2 separate regions of the Homo sapiens genome follow, and region 2 is linked to region 1. Evidence: read pairs that join two places in POLR2A ChIA-PET (ENCODE). Cell type or tissue: Panc1. All regions are shown on one strand. Each heading gives the region's core, and the rest is flanking DNA. Links, peaks and the distances in the headings are about the cores only. Region 1 has its middle 250 kb from the start of OPRM1. Region 2 has its middle 76 kb from the start of OPRM1.

The links. Peaks named below come from ENCODE experiments on the same cell type or tissue, not always from the same donor. Only the 100,000 strongest peaks of a DNase experiment are listed, where the experiment ranks them.
Region 2: POLR2A ChIA-PET joins it to region 1 with 6 read pairs; 2 of 35 experiments call an interaction of 5 or more read pairs at or near these places.

What each region holds. Positions count from the first base shown.
Region 1 is chr6:153,785,351-153,788,271 of GRCh38, reverse strand. No RefSeq gene overlaps it. Among named protein-coding and RNA genes, the nearest start is that of OPRM1, 250 kb to the left of the region's middle. In Panc1, for the core only: no CTCF peak of the experiment used is centred there; a DNase peak (open chromatin) is centred at 1,453.
Region 2 is chr6:153,961,486-153,964,406 of GRCh38, reverse strand. No RefSeq gene overlaps it. Among named protein-coding and RNA genes, the nearest start is that of OPRM1, 76 kb to the left of the region's middle. In Panc1, for the core only: no CTCF peak of the experiment used is centred there; no DNase peak of the experiment used is centred there.

The DNA of each region.
Region 1 (2,921 bases), core at 270-2,769:
CATTTGACTTTGGGAGAACCACTGTGTGGATTTCCTCATGAGTAAAATCAAGTATGCCGTGCCCTCTTTTATAAGGATTTTGTAAGAAATTAAGTTAAAAAAGTATGAAGCGCAATGTCACAAAACTTGGCACGCAGTAAATAATAATAGATCATAATGTAGTTGCTTTTATTGTTTAAAATAGCATGCATTTCTCTGCAACAGTAAACTGAATACAATTAATATAAATTTGCTTTTTTTGGTGAAACCTCTAAAATTATTAGACAGTTTTGAGCTAGTTGCTTCCATTGGTGGTTCAGAGGAGTGAGTTGGGGAGAGAGAGTATGGCTCCCCTGAAACCTCCAAAATACACATATCATCTAAGTAGAAACAGCAGACAGAGACTGTTCCCTGCCACAATGGAGTAACTGGAACCAGACTTACTATTCCACTATGAACAAGTAGAAAACTACAGAATATATGTGGCAACCATTTTTAGACATCGGACAACCAGCAGGTCAGGACTGTGATCCCTAAGAGCAGGGAAGCACGGAGAACTTGGAGGCACTTTCCCAGTGGGGATGCAGGGAGGAAATTCTGAACAGAGTAAGCGTTGCAGGACTTTTCCTTAGTTCAGCTGAAGACAGGGTTCTTGTCCCATGGTCGTGAAAGTTTAGGCTCGCAGACAGTTTGAAGGGTGAGTAAAGCAGGGTTTTTATTGGGTGAAAGGAAAAAAAAAAAGGCAGGGCAGGGAAAAGGACTCTCCTCAAGGCCAGAGTCCCTGCTTGTGCACTTCTTGCCTTGCTGTTTGAATCCCAGGTTCCACACAAGAAGAGGAGGGGTCAGGCTCCTCCCCTGGTACAAAGGGCATGATCTTCTGTGTCTCCACTCCAGTACACAGGCAGGTTGCAGTTTTGCCTGGGAGCCCCTCCCATCTCGCTGTCTCACAAGAGGCCTCACTGAATCAAAGAAACAGAGATCACCCAGGCGCCCTGGCTCATGCCTGTAATCCCAGCACTTTGGGAGGCCGAAGCGGGAGGATCACCTTAAGTCGGGAGTTCGAGACCAGCCTGACCAACATGGAGAAACCCCATCTCTACTAAAAATACAAAATTAGCCGGGCATGGTGGTGCATGCCTGTAATCCTACTCGGGAGGCTGAGGCAGGAGAATTGCTTGAACCCGGGAGGCCGAGGTTGTGGTGAGCTGAGATCGTGCCGTTGCACTCCAGCCTGGGCAACAAGAGCAAAACTCCGTCTAAAAATAAATAAATAAATAAATAAATAAATAAATAAATAAATAGAAATAGAGATCACCATTCAGGGAGGCAAAGTGGGATGGAATTTGTAGAACAGTACTAAAGATGACAGAACTATTCAAGAAAATGCACCAGAAATTTGTTTTGATCTCTTAGGTCTGTTTAGCATTCAATAAACAATTCCTGGACATATGACATTTTAAAAGTGTGAGTCATCACCAAGGGTCACTTCCTGAATGAAACTTAAATGACTTCCCATAACTCTAAAAAAACTACTCCAGTCTCAAAAAGTTGACTTTAAATGTAAGCCCTGAATCATCTGTGTGGTACTTGCATTTCTAGCCTCATCCTTAACCAGTATGAAGCAGCCTGGCCACCACTCTCCCTTCAGTGGCTCCAGGGTACTAAAGTTATTGCAGGTCTTCAAATGGCCCATTCTGTTTTTCTTGATTCCATGTCTTTGAACATCCTCTTTCATCTGCCTGGATCTCTGGTCTCTCTCTCTCTATTTATCTTACTAAATCCTACTCTTCCTTCAGGTCTCAGTTTTAACATCAGTTCCCTGGTGAGTACTTTTACAGGAAACACAGTTAGTGTTCCCTGCTCTGTGTCCAGAGCTGCTTACTTTCCCTTTCCTAATCTGCTTCACAGTTAATTTAATGTGTCTTCTCCTCCCTGATGGTCAGCAAGCCCAGGGATGTTGGGTCCTGTTCTCTATTGCCTCCAGCACAGTAGCTGGCCCATGATAGGCTCATTGTAAATGTCAGGTGGAGTAAGTGAACAAGCTCAGAGACAGACATTACTCTTGAATGGGAAGAAGGACACTGCTCATTTCTTCCTTTGACTTTTTAGAAAAATTTATTCTAAAAAAAATGTGATACATGTGCAGAATGTGCAGCTTTGTTACATAGCTATACACGTTCCATGGTGGTTTGGTGCATCTACTGACCCATCCTCTAAGTTCACTCCCCTCACCCTCCATCCCCCAACAGGCCCTGGTGTTTGTTATTCCCCTCTCTGTGTCCATGTGTTCTCATTGCTCAAATCTCATTTATGAGTGAGAACATGGCAATATTTGGTTTTCTGTTGCCTGTGTTAGTTTGCTGAGGATGATGGCTTCCAGCTTCATCCATGTCCCTGTAAAGGACATGATCTCATTCTTTTTTATGGCTGCATAGTATTCCATGGTGTGTATATATACCACATTTTCTTTATCCAGTCTCTCATTGATGGGCATTTGGGTTGGTTCCATGTCTTTGCTATTGTAAATAGTGCTGCAATAAACATACAGGTGCATGTGTCTTTATAGTAGAATGACTTATATTCCTTTGGGTAGATACCCAATAATAGGATTGCTGGGTCAAATGGTATTTCCTTCTAGATCCTTGGGGAATTGCCATACTGTCTTCCACAATGGCTGAACTAATTTACACTTCCACCAACAGCGTAAAAGCGTTCCTATTTCTCCACAACCTTGCCAGCATCTATTGTTTCCTGACTTTTTAATGATCGCCATTCTAACTGGTGTGAGATGGTATCTCATTGTCGTTTTGATTTGCATTTCTCTGATGATCAGCGATGTTGAGCTTTTTTTCATATGTCTTTTGGTTGCATAAATGTCTTCTTTTGAGAAGTGTCCATTCATATCTTTTGTCCACTTTTCAATGGGGTTGTTTTTTTCTTGT
Region 2 (2,921 bases), core at 108-2,607, 180 kb before region 1:
ATCTCTACTAACATATTGCTTCAAATTCCCAACTTCATCCCTAATATATTTATATACATGGATCAAAAATATAATTATGTATCTCTAATGGATTTTTAAAAATTTTTATTTTGTGGGAACACTTAAGGTTATATCTACCCTCCTAACAATTTTAAGTGTACAATACAGTATTGTTAACTACAAGCATAATACATTTTTAATAAGAAAACATATTAGTAAGATAATTTTTAATTGTTCATATTTCTTTTCTCTATAGATAAAAGCAGTGCCAGAGACATAATATAAAATTTGTGTATTTTGAATGAAAAATAAGATAAACAATTGTTAATGAACTTAATACTTATATAATCAACATATGTTCTTTCGTCATAGACAACTTGAGCACAAGTGGGCATTGTTTGATTAAGAACATCATGTTTCTTTCCTTCCTGCCTCTAGGGAAGATGGATAGTTAGGGAAGCAGGGTTGCTTCTTGCCCAGGAGAGAGGCTGCATTTGAATCACAACATGAAGCAGAAAGCATGGTTATTTACCCTCAGAAAGTATAAAGTCATGTAAAAAAGCCAGTGTCAAATCTCTTTTCACAAAACAAGGTTTTGCCTCCAGGAATCAACTCAAATATTAGTTTTAGAGATTTCTATCTGTCCCTGTCTTTACTTTTTCTATTGTTCCCAGATATTGCTGAGTTCACAGTCTGTTTAGCACTTGGCAGGGATTATTTAGCGTAGTGGCAGGTGTCTAGTGATAGCTCTACTGCTTTCCTTTTTCTGCAATAACTGTTGTCAGTGCCTGAAGCTCCTGAATGAAAACTTAAAAAAAAAAAAAAATAGAAAGGTAAGAAGACCTGTAGTGACAATTTTAGGTCCACTGGGGGCAATCACATCACAGCTCTCTTCACAGCCAGAGAAACGGTGACACTTCACACCAAGACCTTTAGAACTTTGGAAAGCCCAGAAATCTTTCAGAAGGGTCAACCTAAACTGATGTTTGAAATTCAGGCTTGAGTCCAAAAGGGATTGGCCCAAATCCGCATGGCATATATTGCCTGTTACTTTTGTAACATGTTCTTTGTTCCATAATGAATGCTGAAGAAGAAGAAGAAGGAGAAGGAGAAGGAAGAAGAAGAAGAAGAAGAAGAAGAAGAGGAAGAAGAAGAAGAAGAAGAAGAAGAAGAAGAAGAAGAAGAAGAAGAAGAAGAAGAAGAGGAAGAGGAAGAGGAAGAGGAAGAGGAGAAGGAAGAAGAAGAAGAAGAAGAAGAAGAGGAAGAGGAAGAGGAAGAGGAAGACCATTTGCACCTAGCTGTTTTCTCCTATTAATTACTGTTTCTGAAAAGTGCCTTGGCAGAAAATGTTTTTGATCTTTATCAACTTGGCACAGTGTTAATCTCCAAATCACAGGAATTTCTACACAATATAAACATCTTGAGAAAAGAATGCAGAGATTAAAGAAAAAAATTCTATAATGGACAACACTACATACACGGATGTTAAATACAGATATTATCACTTGGAATAATTCTGTTGCAGTTAGAGATTTGGATACTGATTTACATATGGATGGACAAGGGATTGAGGGATAGAGAAAAGAGGGGGAATTCTAGATGTATCTGAAGAGTTCATCTATTGCTATGGAAACAGATACATCCTAGCAACAGCTGCTTGGTACGTAGCTGACATGCAGAGCTTAAGCCCTCAAACAAGAGAAAAATGAGCCACAAAGAAATCTTTAGAATACACAGCATTTATATTTCAAAAGTTTTAAATGGACAATTGAAAATTCATACATATGTCAAAATAATAAAGTTACAGAAATTTCATTTTATTACCATCATAGAATGCAGCATATTATTTGATATATTAACTACTATTCTGATTACAAGATAACATGTCATATATCAGAGAGTCAATACTAGTTGAACTTTTTTTGCTGAGTCTAGAAGACAGTATTCAACCGTACTTTTAATATACATGGTTTGTCCTCAGCAATTCTTAGACTCTTATCAGTATAAAATATGACAAACATCCCTCTGTAAAAGAAGGAGAAAATTCAGATGACTTGAGAATTTTATTGAGGTTCGAAAAATATTGTGATTATATCTTTTTTAGTAAATAGAATATCTTTTGTATGCATTAAATGTTCTGGATAAGTACTTTAACCACGTACTTCTTACATGCTTAAATAACCATTTATTTCTATAAAATGAAAGTAACCAAATACTTATCATAATTTTGTATCATTTTGTATGAGTGGTGTGTGTGTGTGTGTGTGTGTGTGTGTGTGTGTGTGTGTGTATCTGTGGCAAAGTTTCTAGGAAGCAGAGTACATTTTTATGTGACTTTCAATTACAACATAAAAAGTAATGAAATTAACATTAAAGGTCTCTTAATCCTGAACTGTCATATTTGCTGGATCACAGAAGATTACATCTGGAGTAGATCAAACTCTTATTCTAACAAAAATTAATACCCAGAGCATGAAGAAGTTTAGCTGGCTTTTTATTTTCCCAAAAGAAATAATTTCTTCCCTACATAGGTCTGTGGCTCTATGTGTGAGATTTCTTTTTTTCTTTTTTCCTTTTTTTTTTTTGAGACGGAATCTTGCTCTGTCGCCCAGGCTGGCGTGCAGTGGTGCGATCTTGGCTCACTGCAAGCTCTGCCTCCCGAGTTCTCGCCATTCTCCTGCCTCAGCCTCCCGAGTGGCTGGGACTACAGGTGCCCGCCACCACGCCCAGCTAATTTTTTGTATTTTTAGTAGAGATGGGGTTTCACCGTGTTAGCCAGGATGGTCTCGATCTCCTGATCTCATGATCTGCCCGCCTTGGCCTCCCAAAGTGCTGGGATTACAGGTGTGAGCCACTGCGCCCGGCCTATGTGTGAGATTTCTTAGCCAGAATCTCATCAAATATAATTATAAAGCAAAGAA